Regions from separate parts of the Homo sapiens genome. Here all the other regions are linked to region 3. The links are chromatin loops, found by intact Hi-C in ENCODE. Cell type or tissue: GM12878. All regions are shown on one strand. Region 1 overlaps ARHGAP6 (Rho GTPase activating protein 6). Region 2 overlaps ARHGAP6 (Rho GTPase activating protein 6). Region 3 overlaps MSL3 (MSL complex subunit 3). Region 4 overlaps ARHGAP6 (Rho GTPase activating protein 6). Region 5 overlaps FRMPD4 (FERM and PDZ domain containing 4).

Evidence for each region. Hi-C counts contacts between places; a loop is a spot of excess contacts. Peaks named below come from ENCODE experiments on the same cell type or tissue, not always from the same donor. Only the 100,000 strongest peaks of a DNase experiment are listed, where the experiment ranks them.
Region 1: a loop joins it to region 3, with 7 times the contacts of the local background. A loop is called at or near these places in 51 of 110 quality-filtered maps.
Region 2: it touches region 3 in a loop (8-fold over the local background); 86 of 110 quality-filtered maps call a loop at or near these places.
Region 4: a loop joins it to region 3, with 4 times the contacts of the local background. A loop is called at or near these places in 8 of 110 quality-filtered maps.
Region 5: it touches region 3 in a loop (13-fold over the local background); 10 of 110 quality-filtered maps call a loop at or near these places.

The regions. Positions count from the first base shown.
Region 1 is chrX:11,142,187-11,147,186 of GRCh38, reverse strand. ARHGAP6 (Rho GTPase activating protein 6) reads left to right here. Exons shown (of 13, transcript NM_013427.3): 11 at 2,939-3,207; 12 at 4,874-4,954. Among named protein-coding and RNA genes, the nearest start is that of HCCS, 33 kb to the right of the region's middle. In GM12878, a CTCF peak has its summit at 2,748 (motif pointing left); a DNase peak (open chromatin) is centred at 2,746.
Region 2 is chrX:11,530,809-11,535,808 of GRCh38, reverse strand. The region is part of intron 1 of ARHGAP6 (Rho GTPase activating protein 6); the gene reads left to right. Among named protein-coding and RNA genes, the nearest start is that of ARHGAP6, 130 kb to the left of the region's middle. In GM12878, CTCF peaks have their summits at 2,501 (motif pointing left) and 4,376 (motif pointing right); a DNase peak (open chromatin) is centred at 2,488.
Region 3 is chrX:11,767,530-11,772,529 of GRCh38, reverse strand. It overlaps MSL3 (MSL complex subunit 3), which reads right to left. Exons shown (of 13, transcript NM_078629.4): 10 at 3,848-3,957; 11 at 275-374. Among named protein-coding and RNA genes, the nearest start is that of MSL3, 12 kb to the right of the region's middle. In GM12878, a CTCF peak has its summit at 2,089 (motif pointing right); DNase peaks (open chromatin) are centred at 2,079 and 4,288; H3K27ac peaks cover 1,560 bases.
Region 4 is chrX:11,379,410-11,384,409 of GRCh38, reverse strand. The region is part of intron 1 of ARHGAP6 (Rho GTPase activating protein 6); the gene reads left to right. Among named protein-coding and RNA genes, the nearest start is that of MIR548AX, 63 kb to the right of the region's middle. In GM12878, a CTCF peak has its summit at 2,757 (motif pointing left); a DNase peak (open chromatin) is centred at 2,719.
Region 5 is chrX:12,699,928-12,704,927 of GRCh38, reverse strand. FRMPD4 (FERM and PDZ domain containing 4) reads right to left here. Exons shown (of 17, transcript NM_001368397.1): 10 at 2,918-3,054; 11 at 443-569. Among named protein-coding and RNA genes, the nearest start is that of PRPS2, 89 kb to the left of the region's middle. In GM12878, CTCF peaks have their summits at 2,268 (motif pointing left) and 3,078 (motif pointing right); a DNase peak (open chromatin) is centred at 3,087.

The sequences.
Region 1 (5,000 bases), 630 kb after region 3:
ATATGTATGTGTTTATGTCTGAATATGTATATGTATGTGCGTGTGTGTTGGGTATGTATGTATATGTGAGTATGTGTATATATGTTGATCCTGGATTTGCTTCTGACAGATATAAAACAATAGAATGACACTATTTTTTTAAAAAATCTATGAACTGCCTATGTTGTTATGAGAGTTCTGAGGAGTGAATAAAACAGCTTTTTTTTTTAATCGGTGTGCTTTCATGTGAGAAGATAATTCTTGGACATAGGTTCTTAGGCAAATTTGGCTGCCACTTCCTGACCTCTGCTAAGACAATAAAATGATAGGGAAATATTTTAAACATTTTAAAAGGCTATTAACTCTAAGTAAGAAAGAGCATTTTACTACTGATTTGTAATAATGTTGAACACTATCTACCAAATAAATTCTAGAAGAATCCCAACCCTAACTGCCTCTGCTGCTAGAGAGCATGGTATTCAGCATTCAGTCAGCTCCTTGTTTCTTTCACTCAATCCCAGACTCAGGTCAGGAAAAAGGAGAGTTGTTAACAGTAGCTTAGTACAGTGCCTGCCACATAATTAACTCTGTATAAATATTAACTTTTACTCTCCTCACAGGCCAAGGGGATATTTCACATAAGTATATTTCCCAAACTGCTTGCCATGTGTACTCACACTGTATCTCCTCCCATGGCTGGGATACACTGGGGGGTGGGGAAACTGTGAAAAGAAGACATCGTCTCTCATTGGATGCCCCCTCTGTCTATGTCCCTGGCTGTGACCCCAGCCATCCCAAGGAGGTTCAGAGCCTGTGTCTACTATGAGACACCTCATCTACCTCTACCTCCAGGGATTCGCTTCAGCCACCCCCACTGTTTCCTCCCTGATGGAGGGCCCAGCTGTGGTCACTTTGCCGGCTTGACTTAGGAGACTGAACCAGAAGAGCAGAGAACACTACACTGGTACTTCCTACCCCCCTTTCACTTCAAAATGTTCTGATCCACAATGGGACTACACTACATTCAGTTGTCTGGATCCTGCTTAAGGCAGACAGAGGAGGTCCAGGAATCGGCTGGGATGGGGACACCCTTCCTCCTTCTCCTAACTGTGGCCTCAGTCACCCCAAGGTCAGGACCACCACATTCACTCCCAGGGCAGCCAATGCTGCAGTTTTGGCTACCATCTTTGGTTTCCCTCCTGATTTGGCTCTTAGCAGACCTTTAGCCCACTGTCACATCTACAGATTGAGAGAGGAAAATAAGGTTTGGTTATTAGAGGTTCCCAAACATCCCCGTGCATCAGAATCACCTGGAGGGATTCTTTAAAAAATTTGCTGGCCCCACCCTGAGTTTCCCTTTTAATAGGCAGAGCTGACTTTCAGGGCTGTGACTCCACACTCAGAAGAAGCCCACATTTGGTTTACTGATTTGCAGTGGCCATCTTGAAATGCTTAACGCTTTTTAAACACGGGGCATCACATGTTCATTTTGCACTGGGCTCCACAAATGGTGTAGCCAGTCCTGTCAGTAGGTCCAGAATGGAGCTGTAGAATTGGCATTGCCAACAAGTTCCCAGGTGAGACAGATGCAGCCACCCTGGGATGCACTTCACAACCACTCAATGAGATCTTGCAGACCTGGAAAATCATCCTCATAGCAGTCCTCTGGCTCCTTCCCATAAGATTACGTGATGAGAGTTCAAAGAGGAGGCAAGGAAGGGGCTTCTTTATTCCATGTTGGTAGGAAATGTCCTCAGCAAAAGGGTTCAGGCCCGTGTTTGCCTCAGTTACGGCTGTGGCAGTATCACAGAAGCTGGGATGTTTTTCCCGGCGATATTAACCCCTGCTGGAAACCTCAGAGGAAGCTAGATCCCTGTGAATGCACTTCCTCCAGTTTGCATGCACAAAACCATTTGGTTAGGAAAGTGTTGTTCAGGCATGTGTTTACCTTCTTTAAGAAATAAAAAGGATTTGTTTTGAAAAATTAAGCCAAAAGAGAGCAAAGACTAGTAAAGAGAAGTGAAGTAAGGGGGAAAAGATGTAGGTTCTGGAACTTTTAATCAATCTGTGATTGTTTCCCTTCAAGATGTTGTCAGGGCCAGTTTTGAGGAGGGTAGAAAAGAAAGATGTTTCCAGGTAAGACTTCCCATGCTCTTTTCACGTTGCTCAAGTTCTCATTTTTCTGTTCCACATACATTTTCACTGTTATTTCTGTTTCTGTGACAACTCATGAACACAGAACTATGATAATGGTATACTAATTAGTACATCATATCAGTTTGTAAAAGCACTAGTGCCTTGTAGAATCATTTTAGATGTATTTGAATAAAATGGAGTCTAGTGAGGGTCATATATTTATTGTTTTTGTCACTACTTTATACATGAAACACTTATTCCCACCGGTGGCATCAACATCTTTATCACATGAAGGATGGATTTATTTACACTAAGTACAGTAAGTATTTTGGTGGGATGGAAAAGTTGTCCAGAAAGCCATAATGAACTTCAAGCAAAGTGTCAACCATAGTTTTATCTGAATTATTTTTAATGCAGGATATTGAGGAAAGTGAAAGAGTTATCTACTAGTGTATCCTTACCTAATAGATAGTGAGCATCAGACTTTCACTTAAAAATGGAAGCAGGAATGAGTCCCTGAGGCACTTAGCGATGCCCATTGGCAAATGCAGGGCTCCTTGTCGGTTTCATTCTCACCGTGCCTTCTCCATCATTGCCTTTTCCTGTTATATCTGTTGGGTTTTACTGCCCTCTGCTGGTCATATCGTTGAAACCCTTTCACGTCATGGATGTACATGTCTTGGAACATTGCTCAAAATGGTCTTTTTGTTTCAGCCCGTGTCCACGCATACTCCTCCAGTCATTTGTGTAATAGCCATATTGTTTAAATCTGGTCACTACTTGTTAACAAACTCACGCACCTGTAATTGTCTCATTGTGCCAGAAGCCCTGACATGCTGCAGTCGGAAGTTTCCTTTTCCGTGGGAGGGAGGCATTCATCTACAGACTCCAACAAGGCCTCCAGCGGAGACATCTCCCCTTATGACAACAACTCCCCAGTGCTGTCTGAGCGCTCCCTGCTGGCTATGCAAGAGGACGCGGCCCCGGGGGGCTCGGAGAAGCTTTACAGAGTGCCAGGGCAGTTTATGCTGGTGGGCCACTTGTCGTCGTCAAAGTCAAGGGAAAGTTCTCCTGGACCAAGGCTTGGGAAAGGTAACTGGAGCCTGGCCAGCAGGCGCTGGCCAAAACAAGCGACCCTCCTCTTGTTGCATGTGGCATGGTGTGGGGCTCTTCGGACCTTCTCTTCGTCTCTCCCTTATTTGATGTTTCTGTAATTCAACCTGCATTTACCGAGTACCTGCTGAACGCCTACTCTAGGAAGAGGAAGGTATGGCGAGCCCAGTCGTTGGCTGGGAGGGTCCCTGCAGGCCACACTCCAAGTCTCAGATATCTGGGAAATAAACGCATGCCCAGAGGAGCCACTCCTATTCCCAGCTGATTCTTTTTCCCTCCAGCATCCTAGGAACTTTATGTATACTGGATTTGGGTTGCATATTTGCTAGTCTGAGGTGCCACCCAATTACTGCTGTTACATTTCTAAAGAAAACAAGCTGAACCTACTATATGTATGAAGACAACCTTCCAGAACCAAATAGTGTTAGTATCCAATGACAAGAGAGCACTATACTGGGAGTCACAAACCTGCTCTGCCACTTTCAACCTGCAGGATCTCCAGTGAGCGATTGAGCTTCCCAGAGTCCCATTTCCTCCTGCTGTGAAAACTCAGAATGATAACAGTATTTAATTCATTGAGTTTAATGAACTAATCCATGTAAAGCCCTCAACGCAGCACTTCAAATGTAATACGCACTCGATAATACTTGCTGTGTAATCTTGTGTGCATTTCTTACCTGCTCCTTACGCTAGTTGCATCGTCTGTAAAATGATCTGCTGGGAACCTCCTAGGGATGAAGTGAGATAACGCATGTGAACTGCTGAACACGTGGAGGCACCCAGTAGACGTCTGCTGCTATAAATCGTAATTATAATCCCATCATGGGATTGTAGTGAGGATTAAATGAGATGGTGAAAAAGCCTAATGTAGTGCCTTACTCCATAAATATTGATGGATAAGCTAAGGGGATTTATGAGTGAATGCATGCATGAAGAAATCCAGTGATACCAATAGCAAAGTATTCCTGAGGATAGTACAGAAACTCTATTGTTCCTCTAGTTCTGTGTTAATGTGTTTAGCACCTATAAAGCTGTTGTCACCCATCACCCTTCTATTCATTTCCTATAACATGCAAACTTATTATTTTATGGTTCTGGAGGTGAGAAGTCTAAAATGGGTCCACAGGGCCTCTTTCCCTTCTGGACGTCCTAGGGCACAATCGTTTTCTTGCCTTTTCTAGCTTCTAGAAGCTGCTGCATTCCTTGGCTCGAGGCCCCTTCCTCCATCTTTTAAGCCAACAGTCTAGCAACATCTTCTCTCCTACCCCTCTCTTATAAGGACCCTTGTAATTATATTGGCCCCATCCAGATAATCCAGGAAAATCTCCCCATCTCAAGAACCATAATTTAATCACACCTGCAAAGCCCTTTTCGAAAATAACATCTTTGTAGATTTGTGGGATTATGACACAGATATCTTTGGGGGGGCCCTTATTCTGTCTACCACGAGCATGATATAGAAAGGGCCTTTTTGTAAATCCCAAGTAGAATGAACACGCTGAAAGGTGGATCTGAATTGTATTCTGTTTTGTATACAACAGGATCTTGAATACAATACTTTGCACAGAAGAGATGTTATTAAAATGTTCATTGATTTTTAATTTTCCTTTTGTGTTATATACCTTTTTATACACTTTTTCCCTAGATCTGTCAGAGGAGCCTTTCGATATCTGGGGAACTTGGCATTCAACATTAAAAAGCGGATCCAAAGACCCAGGAATGACAGGTGAAGTATTAATTTTAAACTTTATTGCATTTACTTTTAAAATTAT
Region 2 (5,000 bases), 240 kb after region 3:
TGAACATATCACAGATTCCTCTTCTCTAGGATGTTAATCAGGGCCATCTTGGATCGTACTTACTGTCAGATGTAAGCCAGGCCACTGTTAATGAGAGACTGGAATGCAGCCCCAGAATCGGTGTCTGCTTCAACACAGATGGGCATGGGGATGAGAGATGCCGGGTGGTTATGGAATATGGGGAAAAAATATGGTGACTTAAAGGAGGGCAGAGGCCCTTAAAACTTCCTTTTATAGTACATCAAAGCTGTTGATCATTGAGGAGAAAAAGCTTAAGGTGGGCTACTGGGACCTGCCGCTTTCAGCAAGAAGGCTCATTATTTTGAGGATAAGTAAAACAAGTAGCCTCATGTAAGGATGAAGCGCTCTTCAGTAGATGTTGGTTGAGTCCATATGGCTTGCAGAACATCACATTAAAGTTTGCTGACTCATTCCATGCAAGATTTAAGCAATTTTCCCAAGGAGACAATATGGCTGTCTCCATATAAATGGGAATAATTCTAGAAGGTAAACATTAGTCAGCACAGAGAATGATTTGATGAAGAGATAGAGACTTCTATGGGTAATGGGGGCAGACATAACACAGATACATGGGAAGCAGGGTGGCTAAATGCAAGTGTGTTTTAAGCCAACAAAGGTAGCAGTGGCCATGGTGGAGGAACTGGAGAGAGGGGCCACTTGTTGATAATTTATTCCTACCAGCTCTTATTGCAATAAAAAGAAACTATGTAATACCGTATGTGGTTAAAAATTTGAAACTAATAAGATAAAGGAGGATGATGGTGAAATGGGGGGAAGAAAATAAGATGGTATCAGTATATAAAAATGCACGCTATGAGATACTGTCTCCGCACTGTTCAATATAGTAGCCCTTAACCCCATGGAGCTGTTGGGCACTTGTAAGGTGCTGAGTCCACATTGAGATGTGCTGTTAGGGTTAGGTATGCACACTGGATTTCAAAGACTAATATGAAAAAATGTAAACTATATCATTGATAATTTTTATGTAGATTACATGTTAAAATTATGATACCTTGGCTACACTGGGTTAAATAGAATATAGTTTAAAATCAGTTTCACCTGTTTCTTTTCACTTTTTTAATGTGGCTACTAGAAAGTTATAAATTACATAGTGGCTCTCATTTGTGGTTCACATTGTATTTCTGTTGGACAGGGCTGTTCGCTACCATGGCCTGTACCAGTGGTTCTCAAAGGGGGATGATTTTGCCCCCGAGAAGACAGTTGGTAATGTCTGAAAACATTTTTGGTTGCCACTGCTGGAGGGGAGGGATGCTTCTAGAAGCCCTCTAGTGGGTAGAGGCCAGGGATGTGGTCAAACATTCTATGATGCACAGGAAAGCCTCCGCCATCAAGTATTATCCAAATGTCAATATTGCCAAGGCTGAGAAACTCCACTTTACACCATAGATATAGGGTACTGGGAGCCCAATATGGAGGTATAGTATTAACCTAAGTGTGAGGGTGTAAGCATCTTCTCTAGAGTGTAGACAGTGGGACCCATAATAACACCCTTCACTGCTCAACTGCATGTCAACAGGCAGTACAGCAAGCACCTGATATTGATGTTATTTAATTCCCATGAGAGCACTATTGCGGTAGGCAGCATCTCCATTTTGAATCTAAGTCAGCTGATTCCAGCTTATGGGCTTTATCGCCCACAGAGATAAGAACTGTAACTACTTCAAGTCTCTTGAGTCCATTTATTTCTTTCCATTGTAAGGGCCTACTATCCTAGATAAGGCCACCTAACTAGTCTCTAGTCTTGACCACTTCAGTCCTCCAGTTCTTTCTCCATGTCACAGTGATCTTTCCAAAAATCCAAAACCTTTCAATATTTCTATAATTACTCTCAGGATGCAGCCCACATTCTTTATCATAGTCTAGAAACTATTACTTGGTTTCAACACATTTTTGTCAAGGATACACAATGTATTTTGGACAAAATATGGTAAGAATCACAAAATGACTGCAAGATGATGCATGTTAATGGCTGTCACTACTAGAGATGCATCTTGAAGACAGGATTGGTGACCTTTCTCTCTGTAAACAAAGACTTTTAGGGCAGTATTTTGCTTATGTGGGACCTGTGAACATTTGGGTAAAACATGTTTATGCAATTTAAATGATTATCAAACCAACAATAAGTTTATTGAAATGAGAAGATTTTAATTTGGGAATTTGATAGGAAGATACATGTTGTTTGTTATACTATAAATCTACAAATGATCAATTCTTTGGAGGGAGAGGTTCTGATTTGTATCTTTTTCTGTCTCCAGCAATAACGAGTATAAAGTAGGTTTTGATAGTTCCACCTTAATTAAATTACAAACTTTGTGATGATCCTGAAATGTGTATTTTGAATAAGGGATCTTAAGTGCCACCTAGTGGCAATGAGGGGATATATTACACATTACATTACAAAATGTATTAGTTTTGAAATTATAAAGGATCTTAAGTGCCACCTAGTGGGAGTAAAGGATTATATTACACAACATACTACAAAATAGAGCCGTTTTGAAAATGTAAATGGTCTTAAGTGCCACCTAGTGGAAATGAGGGGATATATTACACTTATTTTAAAATATGTTACTGAAAAGTTGTCCCCTTCTCGGTGGTAGCCCCAGTATGACTTAAACGCTGTGAATACAAAAATGGTATCTCCTTAAAATTATGCATTCTCATCTTCTTTATTCAGTTTACCTGTCTGTCACACTGCCCTCTGGACATCTAATTTTTTAAAAAAGAAATTTTTTGTATGAGTTGAAACAGATGAATCCTGAAATCTGAGTGAAATTTTGAAACTGCAAGTTTGTTTCTCTCTTATGTAAGAGTCCAATGAGGATATTTGGTGGACAGCCTTCCTTGTAGTGACTTGGGGATCCATGCTCCTCCCATCTTGTAGTTCAGCCAGACTTTAGGGCAGAGATCAGCAAACTGTTTCTGTTAATGGCCAGATGGGAAATATTTTAGGCTTTGTGGACTTTCTGGTCTGTGTCAAAACTACTCAGCTTTGCCTTTGTAGTGTGAAAGCAGCTGTATACAATATGTAAATGAATGAGTGTGGCTGTATTCCAATAAAAGTTTATCTTTAATGCTGAGATTGGAATTTGATAGGTTTTTCATGAAATAGTCTTCTTTTTAATTTTTCTTCAACCATAAAAATGTAAAAAACATGATTAGCTCACAGGCAGTGCAAAACCAGTTTGTTAACACTTGCCCTAGGGCTTTGGAATCCTTACTTCCAGCCAGAGGCTGGAGAAAGGATCTTGCATGGGAAGTTTTTTTCTAGGCCAGCCTGTAATCAGTCAAGCACCATCCCATTGGCCAGAACACAGTCACATGATCACAGACAGGGTGGAGAGGGAATAGGTTTTGGTGAACACATAGCAGTGTACCCACAGTCTCTAACACAGTCCACCCTGTTACTTTAAAAATAAAATTTTGTTATTCATTCATTTATTCTTTATCAGTTGATGCCATTTCTTAGCCATGTTCCCTTGGTATTTATCATTACACGCACATGTTCGTGAACATATCCACTTTAAGACCTTGTCTTTAAACTCGGTACGTATGTATAAAGTGATTATGATGAACATAAGAAATGGCATCAGTTAATAATGAATGAATGGAATTGTATTTTTAAAGAAATACCATGAACTGTATTAGAGATTGTGGCTACAGTGTTGTGTGTTCAACAAATCTTTCTCTAACCTCCACCCACATGGTTGAAAACAAAGGAGACTTCGAACCCCAGCTCAGTGTAGCACCAATGCCTCAATAGCATCCTTGGAGCAGAGCTCCTCAAATGAGAATGTGCATGTAATTGTCTGGTAAATATTACCAGCACAATGGGGCCTGAGCTTCAGAATTTTTAATACTGGTTATGCTGATGTTGCTGGACTGTGGAACACACTTTGAGTTGTAAGAATAAGTGTACTGAGCTAATAAGAGAAACCACGTTTCTTCATCTCTGTAATCACCGATAGTTTTGACTGTAATAGCTGGGACCCCAGGCAGCTGTCTGGATTTTGGAGAAAATGAGGATATAAAGGGAATGTGAACTGAAGCTCAAAGCTTGGGATAGCTATGGATTATAATAAATTTTAAAGCAACAACTTGCAAACAAATGGGTATTATGTATCTGATGCAGTTCAGGTTTTAAAAATAAATCTTACAGCCAAAAAAAAAAAGAACCCCCTGTCATTAATCTAGGTTGACAAACATGAAAGAAAAGTTTAGGAAAGAAAGGAAACAGAGAGATGGGGAAGAGGGGTAAGGTGAGTGGGTGGGTGGAGGAATGTCTTAGATTGACTAGAGAAATGGGTTTTGCTTCATGGGATTTTTTCATATTTCCAGGAGAGGGCAGCCAGTCCCCACTCTAAAAACAATGTAAACTTTTACATTTGCATCTACCATTTTCAGAAAGTATTGTGATATACAGTGATTTTTTAAAAAACTTACTTCTGTCCATTCTATTAACCATAATTGGAAGCTCAATATATACGAAGGGCATTAAACTAAGAGTCAAACATCTGAATTTGGAAGGTCCTTTTTCCTAGATCTTAGCAATTCTGTACCTGCAGGCAAGTTGATGAACATCCTAGATTTTTTATATGTAAATTAGATGCAGTAAGACTAGATCCGCCTCCTGGAAGGATGGCAGATAATTAATGAATATTGTTTGTGAAAGCCCTGTATGAATATATTAATTCATTCATCTATCCATTCACTTGTTCAGTCACACATTTAAGCCTTAACGTGTTGCAGTGCTGGATGTCGAAATACAAAATGACCGTCACACAGATTCTGCCTTCAAACAACCTATTGCTAACTGAAGAAAAATAGTATGATTATGCTATAATTGAACTGCAAAGTGACAGTCTAATAAGGCTTGGTAGGAGCACCCTCTACTGACAACCCTGACCTGCTGTCCTTTTCTCCCAGTACTTGGCACTTCACTCATTCCATTCCAGTTACAT
Region 3 (5,000 bases):
CTCTACTGGAACTGAAATTAACATCCACATTATCAAACAAATCCCCAAACTCTTACTGAACAAAGACAGAGTAGCAGTACAAATATTACAAACATAATTTTTATGAAATTTAAGATTCATTCAATGCCTTTTCTTTGATAGATTACTTTTAATTTTTCTTGGATCCCCAAATTTCTTAGTTAGATAATTATAGCCCAAACCACAAGGTGTACAGAAAGCTAACAAGAGAATACAAAATGAAAAATGGAAAGAAGGCAGGAACCAGGATTCTTACCAAACAATCGCAGCAAATGTTGTGCCCCATAAATGTAAGAGGGTGGAGGCGGCTGGTCACCTGGGGGGTAATTGTCAGGCACAAGCTTCCAGGAGAGGACCTGGAAAAAGCACGAATTGAATGCTTTTGTTATTCTTAATGGAGACACTTCCAACCACCTAACAATTATGACAGTAAATTGTACGTAGAGGGGAAAAAATAAGTGATTGGATCAAAATAAACACAAGCTTACAAAAAACAAAGATGAAAGGCAAAAACACTTAAAATAGATCAAGAAAGTCTTTAATTTCTTAACTCGCAACAGTTATTCTCTATAAATAACTGTAACTGTTTAGGTTCTTTAGTCCTTTCTCTTTATTGAAAATTCTGCTGCATGGCCAGGCGCGGTGGCTCACACCTGTAATCCCAGCACTTTGGGAGGCCGAGGTGTGTGGATCAACTGCGGTCGGGAGCTTGAGACCAGCCTGGCCAACATGTTGAAACCCCATCTCTACTAAAAATACAAAAAATTAGCCAGGTGTGGTGGTGGACGCCTGTAATCCCAGCTACTTGGGAGGCTGAGGCAGGAGAATCACCTGAACCAAGGAGGCAGAGGTTACAGTGAACCAAGGTTGTGCCACTGCACTCCAGCCTGGGCAACAAGAGTGAAACTCTGGCCCCCTTCCCCTCCACCCAGAAAAAAGAAAATCCTGCTGCACTAGAGAGAGAATGAAGCATTAAAAAGTAATCCATAGATGTTCTGAATAATATTACTGTTGTTTCAAGATTCCTTAATTTCTTGCTGTTAGATTCATTATGGAAACGAATTTGAATCTTTTAACCCCTTGAATCAACTGAAATAGACTTCAAACCTGATAACTGATTTGTCTTCATTCTGAATTTCAGAACTGTGGGTGGACCTGGGGCTTTTGTTAAAGGGAGAGTTGCATTTCAAAACTCTCTGATGAATTTCCGTAAAAGTACTTCAGCAAATTATAGAACCAGAGCCTACTCTACTGAGCTGCTACTTTGGCTTTTGGGACGTCATATTCAATATGGAAACAGTCAGACTGGAGGAAGTCCACCAGCAGACAAAGCAGAAAGAAAGATGCCCCCACAAACTCAGAAACACTGATATAGTCAGTTTAACAACATGGAACTGCCAGAAGCTAATAAGCACCAAGGTGGCCCTGAAGGATCCAGAACAAAGGCCTAGCTTCACTTTGGCCCCTGCCTAGACAGGCCTAGACTCTCGCCTAGGTCTCCACCCCCAGCGCCCCACTTCTGCACTGTGGAGCACTGAGGGAAGGGATCGTTCCAGCATCTTTACAGCATCCCCAGCACCTGCCCAGTGCACACAGCTGAAGCTTTGGAACCATTCTGAAAGTGACTCAAAGGAAACATACAGGACTTTGCAATCTCAGAGGCATGAACAGCACTTGGCACGTACAAAAGCAGGTCATCTGGCTCTATCTCACTCACTCAATTCTGTGTTTCAAGGCAGTTTATAATCTTCTATTTATGAAGACACATTTTCCGGGGAAAAATGGTAGGTTTCTAGTCGGGGGATTCCCAGTGGGGTATGCATGGGAATCATTGATGGACCTTTACTGGCATGTGCTGGCCCAGACCAGCCCCTAGTACTGTGGAGCAGCGATTGGAACTGAGAGAAAGAGCCCTGGTCAAAAAACACGGTGGTAGACGTACGTAAGAAGGTGGGAATCCACGAAGGTCTCATGAGTCCTTGTGAGAGCCGCCTGAACCCCAACCATTTCCCAGAAAGCACTTTCAAACTATAAGTTGCAGCTGTACCTATAACCACTAGATGGCGCATTCGCACTGCAGACCGGAGTGGGAATAGCCCTTACTTGACAACTCAGATGCCCCTTAAATTCACGATTTCCCCTCAATAATAAAATTCGTAGTGCATTCTTATCTGAAAAATGGGCATGTCAGGGACTGCTTGAACTAGGGATTTCCTAACCTACCCTCAACAATCATCATAACACAAATTAGGCTTTCTAGATTCTCTATGGGGTCAGCCAACTGTAGCCCCTAGGCCAAATCCAGCCCCATGCTCATATGTTCAAAATGGTTGGGGAAAAAAAATCATACGAATAATATTTTGTGATATGTGAAAATCACATGACATTAAATTCTCAGTGTCCATGAATGAATTAAGGGGGCAGCACACAGAGCCACACCCCTTTGTTTATGGCAGAGCCACGTCCCTTTGTTTAGGGCTTTCCTGCTGGAACAGCAGAGTTGAGCAGTCTCTCAAGAGACCTTAGGGTACACACTACTGAAGACAGTTATCGTCTGGAAGAAAGTTTTGTGACTTCTCTTCCCATCATCAAGTGCTCTTTGCCTAGGCTGGGCACAGTGGCTCATGCCTGTAACCCCAGCACTTTGGGAGGCAGAGGCGGGAGGATCACTTGAGCTCAGGAGTTGGTGACCAGGCTGGGCAACATGGCAAAACTTAGTCTCTACAAAAAAATGCAAAAATTAGCCAGGCCATGGTGGCATGAGCCTGTAGTTCCAGCTACTCAGGAGGCTGAGGTGGGAGGATCGCCTGAGCCCAGGAGGCAGAGGCTGCAGTGAGCTAACATCCTGCCACTGCACTGCAGCCTGGGTGACAGCATGAGAGTGAGACCCTGTGTCAAAAAAAGAAAAAAATGTTCTTTGCCTAGCAAAGCCATTTTCCCTTGTGCAACTCCTACTCACCTTAAAAAAAGAGGAAATCTCACCTCCTAGGAGACGTTCACAGAATATGCTGATAAACTGAGACGTCTTCAGAATCCCTGACAAACTCACCACCTACAGATCACCTAATGGGCCTTAAAAATAGTTTTAAAATGAAAAGTTTTCCCATCTATCAAGTGGAAATCTGGTGGCAAGGCTGATCTCGAGAATTCAAAGTATTTGGTTCAAGTGTCTGGCACAGTGGTGGCCTAGAGCCCATCCCTGAAGGGACGGCTATTGGTATTACTGTTAATGATGGAGGGGAATCAGGGATTTAAAGTAGGAGTCAGCAAACTACAGCCTGCTGGTCACATCCCGCCCAACTACTGCCTGTTTCTATATTGCCCACAAGCTAAGAGTGGATGTTATATTTTTAAATGATTGAAAAACAAAAAAAATTTTCAAACACATGAAAATTAAATGCTAGTCAAATTTCAGTGTCCATAAATCAAGTTTTATTGGAATATAGCACACTCATTTTATTTACATACTATCTGTGGCTACTTTTGGAGTTAAGTAGCCTTGACAGACACCATATGGCCCACAAAGCCGAAAGTATTTACCCTCTGGCCCTCTGTGGAAATTGACATCTGTTCTATAAAGTAAAAATACTGGTATTTCAATAATTGCACTTATTTAAAAGATGATTGTCAGTGTAGGGCTGGAATCCTAACAATTTTCTCACTTTAGAAACCAAAACCCACAGTGTTAAGCATAAAATTACGTACAATTTTGATAATGTTTACAGTAATAGCAGCAACATGATGCTTTAAGAACCTTGACTTCCACCTATAGAATTGAAGTAATCACAAATAAAGGAACCATTGGGAACAAACATCAAACATTCTTTACCTCGTTTATTTCATTAGTTCTTCTCCCTTCAAAGCCAGCAAACACAGCACTCCCTTCCTTGCTAGGAGTCAGAGGAATAGGTGAAGATGATCTGCTATGCACAGGTGTCTCTTCCAAAGAAAAAGATGAAATTATTCACACAGCAACTGAATTAAAGACTGCCTCAAGACTGTTAAAAACTGCAGAACATAAATCTAAACTTGGTTCTCAGAAATTACCAACCTTTAACGATAAGACTTTCCTAACAGATAGCACCTGAATTTTATTTGGTTAAAAAAATAAGGAATAAAGCACTGACATATGCTACAATGTGGATGAACCTTAAAAGACTATGCTTAGTGAATGGAGCCAATCACAAAGGGCCACATACTATGTTTCCATTTATATGAAATACCCAGGGTAGGCAAATCCAGAGAGACCGAAAGCAGCTTAGTGGTTGCCAGGAGCTTGCAGAAGGGGAAGTGGGGAGTGATTGCTACTGGGTATGGGGTTTCTCGTGGGGGGGTGCTGAAAATGTTCTGGAATTGACTGTGCAGATGGTCGCACAACTCTGTGAATACACTAAAAACTACTGGATTGAACTGTATATGTGGATGTGTCAATGAAGCTGTTAAGTGCCACTGAATTATTCACTTTACAATGGTTAATTTTATATGTGAATTTCACATCAATAAATACAAATAAAAAATAAAAAGTACAAAGAGAAACAGAAAAAGATAGCACTTTATTTTGTAGCACCTTTTTAAAAACAGTCTTTTTAAAAATTTTCCCAGCTGACCCTTTTCAATCTTCAATCAACCAATCCTTATTAACCACTTACATACAGATGATTCCATTTATATGAAATGCCCCAAACTGGCAAATCTATAGAGACAAATAGATTAGTGGTTGTCAGGGGACATAGGGAGAAGCAAATGAGTAACTGCTAGTCGATGTGGGGTTTCTTTTTTGGAGTGGTGAAAATGTCTGAAACTGATTTCAGTGATGGTTGCCCAACTCTTTAATTTTGCCCAACTAAAACTATTTTGTTAGTTATCTATCAGACAGGGTGGTCTCTTTGTGTCGCCCAGGCTCGACTGCAGTGGCCCAATGAGAGCTCACTGCAGTCTTAGACTCTGGGCCTCAAGCGATCCGCCAGCTTCAGCCACAGCCA
Region 4 (5,000 bases), 390 kb after region 3:
ACTGTCATGCTTTCATTAGTGACAACTGCATTAAGCTGGTCCATTTGTCCAGTTAGCACCACCCTTGAAAGTATTCAAGCTTCTTGGTAACAACAAAGTGTTCCAGACTCATCCTGGTTTTTCCTGCCACAAGACATGGAATCAACTACTTTTCAAGGATCCCTGTGTCTTTCACTTTTTAGTTGAAAGTTTTAGAGACCAAAATCTTGGCTACCCGGGGGCACATCGTGTTGTTTTACAAGAGCATTCATAGTAGGTAGATCTTGGATCCATGATCTTATCTGAAATTGAAATTCTTAATTCTCTCACATGGTTTTTGTGCATCCCCATTGTCCATCCTGTAGATACTTTTTTATCCTTATTCTTTTTTTCTATAAATCAATATGGTGTTCTTTGTGTTTTTTTCAAGCATTAAAATTCTGTCACTCTTTTATTTACTTTCCTTTCAAATTTCAACTGAGAATCAGGAAAACTGTGTGTATAGACTTCATTTATTTTCTAGTTTATTCTGAGAGGCAAGGGGAAGCACCCTGTTGTCTTTTCCAGGCACAAACTCTATTTCCTTTTATAGTTTGATAATTTCTTCGTTCTCCAGTACTCATATTTTCTGAAGAGTCATCACTCCTTAGCTTATTTCTTCATAAGTTATAGCCAACTGAGTTTTATACATGAAGTGGAAAGTGGATTTTCCTCTGAAATGAGAGGAAGTAGGTATTTTGTTGCCTTTTAAAAAGAGGTAGAAATGTACGAGCAGGTCACCCTCTCAGTCCTCATATGGGCTGATAATTTGTACCTGAGACTATAGATTTAGGATATGGGGCAGAAATTGAGTCAGAACAGTACAGCCACCAATGGCAGAGACCACAGGCCAAGGCTCAAAAATAAAACCCACATAAATGTTATTTTAGTGAGTTTTGCCCTCATCCTGGGTTGTTTTGTAGGGAAAGTGATGGGAGAGAGAAGGGGGCATATCTTAAGAAGGCAGTCCCTTTTGCAGTGTTTTCTGACTTAATCTTAGACCTAACTCTTAATTTTAGAATTCACTCTGAGAAGATATTAGGCAAACTCTTACTATCAAAGGATTTCCCTCATTTGGGATCCTGAGTTTCGTCAAGTCACTTCAGATCAGCAATAAAATCCCCTTGAGAGTTTCCAGATTTTTCTCCACAATGAACCATGAAGCATGCTGTTTATTTGTGGAACTCCCACTCCTGGTTCTTCAGAACTCCTTCATTTGCCGATCTAAAGATAGCAAAAAAGGCTCTTAAAAATACACGCCTTATTGATTTTGGAATGTTCTGGTAAATGCCAATCTGATTGATGTCATTTATGTAGGGAAGGCTTTGGCTTAAGCCCCAAAGTGATTTTAGCCAAGAGGAAGTAACGTATCTAATAAATAATGTGGAGTTTGTGTATTCATCCACCAAATAATAATTATCATCACTAAAAATGTGACTAGAGATGCCACATCCACTTCTCCATTGAGGTAAATTTCTAACAGACAAAGCCAAGTGAAATTTGATGTCCGTATAAGCTGCTTTGACCTCGTTGTTTCTGACTTTCATTACAGATGAATTTTCATTTGTAATTTTGTTGTTGTTTTTTGGTTTCCTTGGTACTTTGATTTGTTTGGGCAAAAACTCAGTGAATCTGTAGTGATTTAGGAGACAGTTTAATCAACACAAGTGCCCATGTTTCAGACTCAGACATGCAGGTGATATTTATTCTGGGTAATTTTGGGGGATCTACACCTTTTGTTTATTCTAAGATGACGAAGCTGCATTATTATTTTATATGTAACATGCACTCATTGTAAAAAAGTTGCAACGATAGACAAAATTATAAAGAGTGGATTGTAATAAGAAAAAATTCTGAGTACATGGCAGGATCCATATACTATGTGTATTCTTGCCTTATTTTATTGGGACAACAATGAAAATAGGCCAATAGTTTATCACATGAAGAGCCAGCCTTCACAAATACAGCTCTGTGGAATTGTATCTGAGCATAAAAACACTCTTTATTTAATTATTATTAATATAACAATTACCAATAACCTTTATATCTATCTATTTACTTATTTATCTTTTCCTGTGGTGGGGGGTTCAAAGGTTTCTGGGAGTGATCAGGATGCCCAAACTTCCTCTAACTTTAAAATTTTAATAAGTAAATGAAGAAAGCTCCATGTTTTCCTCCTAGAGTTTAATTAGCTACTAATATAAGTTGCTTAGCCCAGGATCTATCCTATGGTGGTAGGTGTTCATTATGTTTAGCTAAAATTTCCATCACCATTATCATCTTTGTCATCATTACTGCCATCACTACCACAACCAACAACATTACAATCACCACCACTGTCATCATCACCATTGTCATCATCCTTTAATACTAGGCTTGAGGAAGCTAAAGGGAGCCAAATGTACATTTATGTCTTATGTAACATTAATGTTACTTGTCTTATTCCTAATGCCTCATCTTAAATGTAAAGAAAGTAAGAAGACCCAGAGATAGTTAACTTTGTCGTCTCTTGACTCCCAGGATCAAAAATAGTTGTTGCTGCAGTGTTTGGAATAAAAAAGCTTAAAAGACCTTGTATACAAAAGTGGTTCGTACTGCCTTCTCTCGTGAATTCATGCCAGCAGATATTTTTATTCTGGTAGGAAGTAACTAAAAGCTTTGTTCAACCCTGGTCTGCCAGCCTCTGTAACGCACGTCTGACAAATATGTGTGACTCTGTGAGAAAGTTTGGTTCTCCCCCTGGTGGCAAAAGGAAAAACTAACACTAGTGCTCCTTATGGGAGTGTATTGATAGGGTACGAGATATGTAAATACAGCTTTACCCTTTTCACCAGTGTTGCCTGAGATTTTTATCTCAGCCCCCTTGGTTACTTTTGTTCTTTGGACAACAACTGGTTTATATCTTCTATGGTCGTTGGGATGAAAGGGATTTGACAAACTGACAAAGCATTTTGCTTCAGAAACCACTTGAAAAACACATCTATGTTTCAAATAAAGATTATTTCAGGATCATAAAAATATGCTCGGTGTATTAGCCATGGAACTAGATTTTAAGCTTCATGATCATAGAGATAGATATTGGGTTTATTTTATTGTTATTGCCTCTGAACTGAGAAAAGACTCTAGAATTCTAAATATAACGCACACACTTGAACTAAGTAGACGGAAACTTACCCTTCTAGGTAGGTAACTCTGCTTACCTTCCAAACAGAGTTTGGATGATATTGCCTCATAGAAAGATTTTTTGATACAATACTCAGGAACCGCTATGGACTGCTGCTTTGGGGCCAGGCCCCATGCCACTTGATTAAATACATCCTCACTTAACCTGTCCCTACAACAACTCTGTGAGGGAGGCATACTCATACCGAAGCTTTAGCCATGTGGACACTGCTCCCCTGAACCACATGCGTAGTCAAATGGTTAGGGCAGATTTCAGCTCATGTCTCTTTTATTCAGAACCCATCCTTTAAGCCAGTAGTTCTCAATGGGGGTGATTTGACTCCCAGAGGACACTTGGCAATGTCTGGAAACATTTTTGGTTGTCATACCTGGAGAGGTGCTACTAGTCGGTAGAGGCCAAGGATGCTCCTCAACATCCTGTAATGCACAGTGCAGCCCCCACAACAGAGAATTACTTGGTCCAGATGTCAGTAGTGCCAAAGCTGAGAAACTGTACTCCTAACCAGTGCTACTCAAAATGTATTCCACGGAACAGCAGCATCTGCAACACGTGGGAGCTTGTTAGAAATGCAGAATCACGAGCCCTGTCCCAGACCCAGTGAACCAGAAACTCCATGGTTGGAGCTCAGGAACGTGTGTTTCTACAAGCCCCCAAGTTCTTCTTGCACACTCAAGGGAGAGAAGCTCTGCTCTAAAACAACAGATCATTCTGTGTCTATTGAGCTAGACACAATCGTATGGTTTCCTCACCACTTTCAGTGTTCCGTTGTCGCATAGAAGTATCTCCTCAAGCATCTAAAAGGGGAAAGTCTGGCGTACACTAGGAACAAATGTGACTCATGGGGAAATCAGTGCAATTACAAATCCAGGAACCACACCCAGCTGAAAATCTAGGAAGGTTCTTTTTCTCTTATTTTCTCTACTTAAGAAGGGAAGTCTCGGAGACTTAGTCTAGGTTCAAAAGATGTCAACATATACACAGGCTTGGTTTGGGGTTTGATTATCTAAAATTAAACCTTAAATTGAATTAGGTAAAACCCATTTTGGAGAGCCACAGAATTCTAAATTAGAAATTACATTGAGTTTCGTATTTACTGGCCCAAATAAGTAATCTTCTCTATTTGTGCATTTTTCTAATCACAAATTGTCTTCTGAGAGCCAGTGAAATAATTATTTTTATATGGGTCTCTCTTCAATAATTGCTCATCACTTGGTATTTTATGTGATTTTTGTGGGGCATACATTATAGGCAAGGATGTATTGTAAAGGATAAAAATGTCAGATAAAACATCTGTGTTTAGGTAGTTTGTACGTCACTGTCCTCCATCCCACCTCATAGATTCCTACTGCTTGGCTATAACTAAGAGTAGAATTTAAGGCTGACACAGGAAACCAGGCAATCAAGTTCATTAAGTACCTTAATCAACTCTGGCCAGAGGATGATCTCAGAGCTCCCCTATCTCAAGAAGAAATTTCATGAGAAAGCTTTGGGGTTACTTCCAGATTAAAGATTATGTTCTGGACAGTTCAAGCCCTAAACAACAGACACATGAATAAGTGGAGCCATTTCTATCATACTTTTTCAGGGACTGAAGATATAAATATTGCTATTTGTTATTAAAGGATTTTGTTTGTTAAACCTGATGATACTTATTTTTATGTGAGTTCATAGTATTCCAGCTCTTCAAAACCTAATTTGTTTGTAGATCCCTCATTGTCATCTTTGAAAGGTTCCAGTAGTTTCTGGAATACTTTCTTTTCCTATGCCAAATACAACAGTGACCAAGAAATCCATCTGA
Region 5 (5,000 bases), 930 kb before region 3:
TGTCAATTACGCCACAGTTGAGGATCCCTGGTTTAATTAATGTGGCCTCTGGCCTGCAGGGCCTCTTGCTGGCTGTTGTGCATTGAAGCTGGTCTGAGCAGTAAGCAATTGCATGATTGAAACATAGAATGATTTCACAATTCTATCTTCTATCCACAAGGTCTCAGAGGCTACGCAAACTTTTCCTGGATGGGCACATGAACACATACCTCCCTGCTACAGTACGGAGTCCATAACTTGTGAGAAAGAAATAGGTTTCTATATGAATACTTATTTTTCATTAGTGTTAGAAACATGTTAATAGTTAGAAAAAAGTTACACAGTGTTACTGCTTCTGAAAATATGGTACTAAGTATTTTATTCATGAGCTAATTTTAAACATTTAAAAAATGCATTCAAGCCTCTCTCTTTATAATTTTCTTTTAAGATGGAAATGTGATACCTTTTTACCCGGTGGTACCAAGTTTTGATTTGCTTTGACAAGGTGTGAAAGTGCTTTCTTTATGTTCTTCTCTTTCATGCTTTGCAGCACAGCAGAGGGAAGAAAAGTCTCTAATCCCCATTCTTTTCTGCAATAAAGAGCATATCTTTAATTTCACATTTCTGTGATGATGAGTTATCTAAGACAAAATGGTGCTCTGATGTTTGTTGGAACAAATGAACCCTTGGTGAGGCAGAGAATGGAGACAAGTCCCCAAAGGAAGTAACTTTTAATTTACACTCAGGACACACACTACTTGATCATTAATACACATGTTTGCATTTAAAAAGAAATCTGTTCCTCATTCTCTAGAGACAATGCTAAGGAGGCATTTGGAGCCAATGTAAAGTGAAGAGACATTTTGTCCAACCAACTTCTGAATCTCTTCAAAGTCACTCACGTATCCGAGTTTGTATTTCCAACACCAATTTCTCTCCATCCCTTTGTTGATTTCTATTCTCCAATCTCCCTGTCTGCTCATATTCTTCCTCTCTTAGAAGAATGGATGCAAGTCCTTCATGTCCCCAAACCATTCTTCCCTGTCCCTCCCCTCCTCCATGGCTATTTCTCTAGGCACACACAGTTCTTTTGTCCCAGCCAGTTCCTGTCTAACTCCCTCCATCAACATTTCTTGCTGGTGGTGTGGAATTGGGTGTGATTCATGACTCTTAAGTGTGCCCAGTATTGATGTGGAGATGCTGTTCTCATTCATGGACGTGGATGTACAACAAAACAACAACAAATGGGACTGAGTTAATACATTTTTACAAAGAGCCAATTTCACCAGAAACGACTACCACCCCCTTCTAAGAAGGTCCCATATTTTGAATTCTAGGAAATCTATCCTGGAGTAGAAATCCTACCCTAGGTTATGTGTCTAACCAGTGTCTTCTAAATTATGTGAAGACCTTCAAGAGGATTCCAGTTATTTCTCCTGTTCTAGGTCCTCTCCAAAGAAGGGTAGGAAGACAACCTACCCCCACCACTTGACCATTCATATTCTTCACTAGTTAAGATGGTATATTTCATGATCATTATGTTTTCTTCCTTCTCAACTTGTACTTATTGTCTTATCCATCATTTGGCACTACTTATGGGCTTTCTTGTAATCCTACTTGTATCATTATTTTAAATAATTACTTTTCCTATCTTTATATCTTGTTTTTACAATCAGACCACAAGTTCCTCAATGGCCAGGAATATAATTCATACATATTAGTATTTTCTACTATCCTAATGTGAGTGCTATATAAAATGCTCAATGAATATTTGTTGGTCAAAGGAATTTATGAATGAGAACATTATTACAGACTTTTCAGGATTCTTACTCAAGCCAGATATCTCTGAGACGTTTTTGACCATACAATGTTCAACCTGGTAAAATGTGGGTACACAAAGTAGGAAAAGAAATGCATTTTAATTGTCTGAAAATCAACTCCGGTTGTGCAGGCCACCTTTTCAAATGGCAGCCAGTTTCACCTGTCCCCAAGAACTTTAAAAAGGAGAGTGGAAGAGTGTGTGAATGTGTCCAGCTGAGCACGAGATCTCTTTGTGAGCCAAGTCTTTCTCAGGCTACAGTCACGCTTATGTGTGGGGAGAGAGAGAAAGCATCTGGAAGGAGTGAACTGAAGGCCTGAGGTTCTCAAATTGCATATGAGGATTTGTCCCTACATGTCAACAGGTGACTGAGAGTTGTCAGAACAGTGGTGTTGAAGTCAGCAAGTTGGAGATTTAATCCTTCCCAACACAGGCTCATGAATTTATTGAGAAAAGCCATTTTGCCCCCTGGTGGGTGAACCTGGCATTGTGGAATTTAGAAAGGCTTTCTAGGCAGCCCATGAGAAGTTTCTTTGGAAAGTGGGATTTTAATTAGTTTATACATCTTTTGGAGGTGAGATTGTAAGCAGGGTGTGGGGGGAGGTCCAAGGCTTTAGCATTACATGTGTTTCCAAACACAGGTGCCTCAACCCATCACACAATCTATAGCACAACGGGGAGTCCCACTGCCTGGGTTTGAATCCTATATCCCCGCGTTAATAGCCATTTGACTTGGGCAAGTTATTCTATGACTCGGTTTGCTCGTCTGTAAAATGAAGCTAAAATCCTACTAATCTCATAGGGGTGTTGTGAGAATTAAACAAATTAATGTGTGAAAAGTGCTAAGACCAAAGCTTGGCTTGGAATCAAGCCCCTTTAGGAATTCAAAAATTTATGCTTCGTTTTAAATATGTCCCTCATCTTAACTACAATGCTCTAAAGGTGGATTAGAAATGGATCTCTTCTGCCAGAAATGAGCATGATATTCATACATTTTGCCACTGGCGAATGAATGCTTTGACACAAACAAGATCAATTTTGGACAAATAACAAAAATACACCCGGGCTAAGGGAGGCGGCATGTCTGTCTCCGAAATGGCGCTGAGAGTCAACACTTACTCGATGTATTTGAGGGAGATTTTCTGCGTTTGCTTGGTGGTAACGGTTGCAATGTACATTTGTAATGCGGCCAGCCGCAGGGCTATGTCATATTTCAGCTCCGGCCCAAATCGCTCCTGAACCACATCGTTACAACTCTGCGAAGAGACCAGCAGGGGGCACAGCTTGTCAAAGAATAGGCCGCAGCGCGTGGACTTACAGAACAGGTGACATACATTTCCCGAGTGATTCAACCTTCACTTCCCAGGCAAGGAGGCTAAATGTGGAAACATCTCCACCGTGCTGCTTGGAAACGAGTCAGTATTGAATTGCAAGCGCAAACACAGAGACCACACAAAACATTTAGCATTCATCGACGAGCTGCTATTTAAATATTTAGCTTTTTGTAAAAACAATTAGGAATTTAGGTATGAAATTTCCAAACACAGGTGCCGCAGTTGAATGCACACAGCATTGATAGCATAATGTGGCTTCTGGAGTTAGGCTGCCGGAATTGGAATCTTAGGCTTGAAACTTGTTTCTCCACTTCATTAGGGGCACAAACTTGGGCACCTTCTTAATTGTCTGTGCCTCAGTTTTCTCTTCTGTAAATTGGGGATAATACTGCTCCCTCTTCACTGGGTTGTGGTGACCATTAAATGAGTGAACCATGAAAAGTTCTTAGAATCCCAGCACTTTGGGAGGCCAAGGCGGGTGGATTACGTGAGCCCTGGAGTTCAAGACCAGCCTGGGCAACATGGCGAAATCCAGTCTCTACAAAAAACACAAAAATTAGCTGGGCATGGTGGTGTGTGCCTGTAGTCCCAGCTACTAGGGAGGCTGAAGCAGGAGGATCGCTTGAGTCCAAGAGTTTGCGGCTGCAGTGAGCCTTGATCACACCACTGCATTCCAGCCTTGGCAAAAGAGCAAGACCTTGTCAAAAAAAAAAAAAAAAAAAAAAAAAGAAGCCAAAACAAAACCCCAAAAGCTCTTAGAACCGTACTTGGCAGGGTGTAAGCCCTCTTACATGTTTACTACTGTCACTGCTAACATCATTCTCCTCCTCCTCCTTATCAGCCACAGCAGCTGCAGGGAGGCAGAATTAGCACGGTGAGTGAGCACAGTGGCTTGGGACTCATATCCACCTGTTCTGGCGTTCTGCCTTTCCCAGTGGCTACCTGTGTAAGTAATTTTAGACCATTCACTTTAACTCTTGCAGCCTCAGTTTACTCATCTGTGCAAACGGGATTCATACTATCTCACTGGAGTGGCTGGAGGATTAGATGAGGTGCACATCAAGTGCTTTATCACAGCACATTGGTACCTTGGATAAGGGGAGCTATTGAACTCCTCTGTTCACTTCAATGGCAACTGCCCTGCTTTTTCAAGTGCCTGACTTTCTGGGAGTCATTCCTCCTCTTTCAGCCTTAGTTTGTTCATCTGTAGAATAAGGTCACCTATCTCACAGGGTTTGTTGTGGGGATCAAATTGAAGAGTGGCTGAGAGTGTGTCATCAAGTGTAAAGTGCTGCATGGGAACAGAGGTTGGCTTTGGAGTAGTATCCTCACTTACTGCTTAGACACAAGGCAGTGAGCTAAGTGCTGCTGGGAAGCGCTGCATTGCTTAGGCATATTCTACACGTGCGTTCACTTACTTTTGTTATGGGAAACTGGATTCCTGGGCTAGAAAATATGGTATTTAGCTTCTTTCTTATTTCCTCCTTTTCTTTATTCTTTGGCTTGCCCCAAGAATATTTTGTTGGAGCTCAAAAAACAATATCCCAAAATGAAGGCCTCAGAAACAAAAGTATTTCTTTGACCTTCTCCTGCCCTCCTGTTTTTTAATTTCTGTTATCCCTGGAGGCTAGCCATAGAAACTAGAATCCCTCTTCCCCAAGGTGGGTCATAGAAACTAGAACCCCCTTTCCCCAAAGCCAGCCTTAAAACCTAAAAATATGACTCTAATTTTCCCTCTGCCCTGTGTAAAGACTGGCCATAAAGAAATTATCTGACCAACATGGTTTGATTGTAGGTCATAAGACTCCCATTCCAGAAAGGGTCCTGCCCCACACCCAGAAGGAAGGAACGCTGCTCAGAGAGGCCAA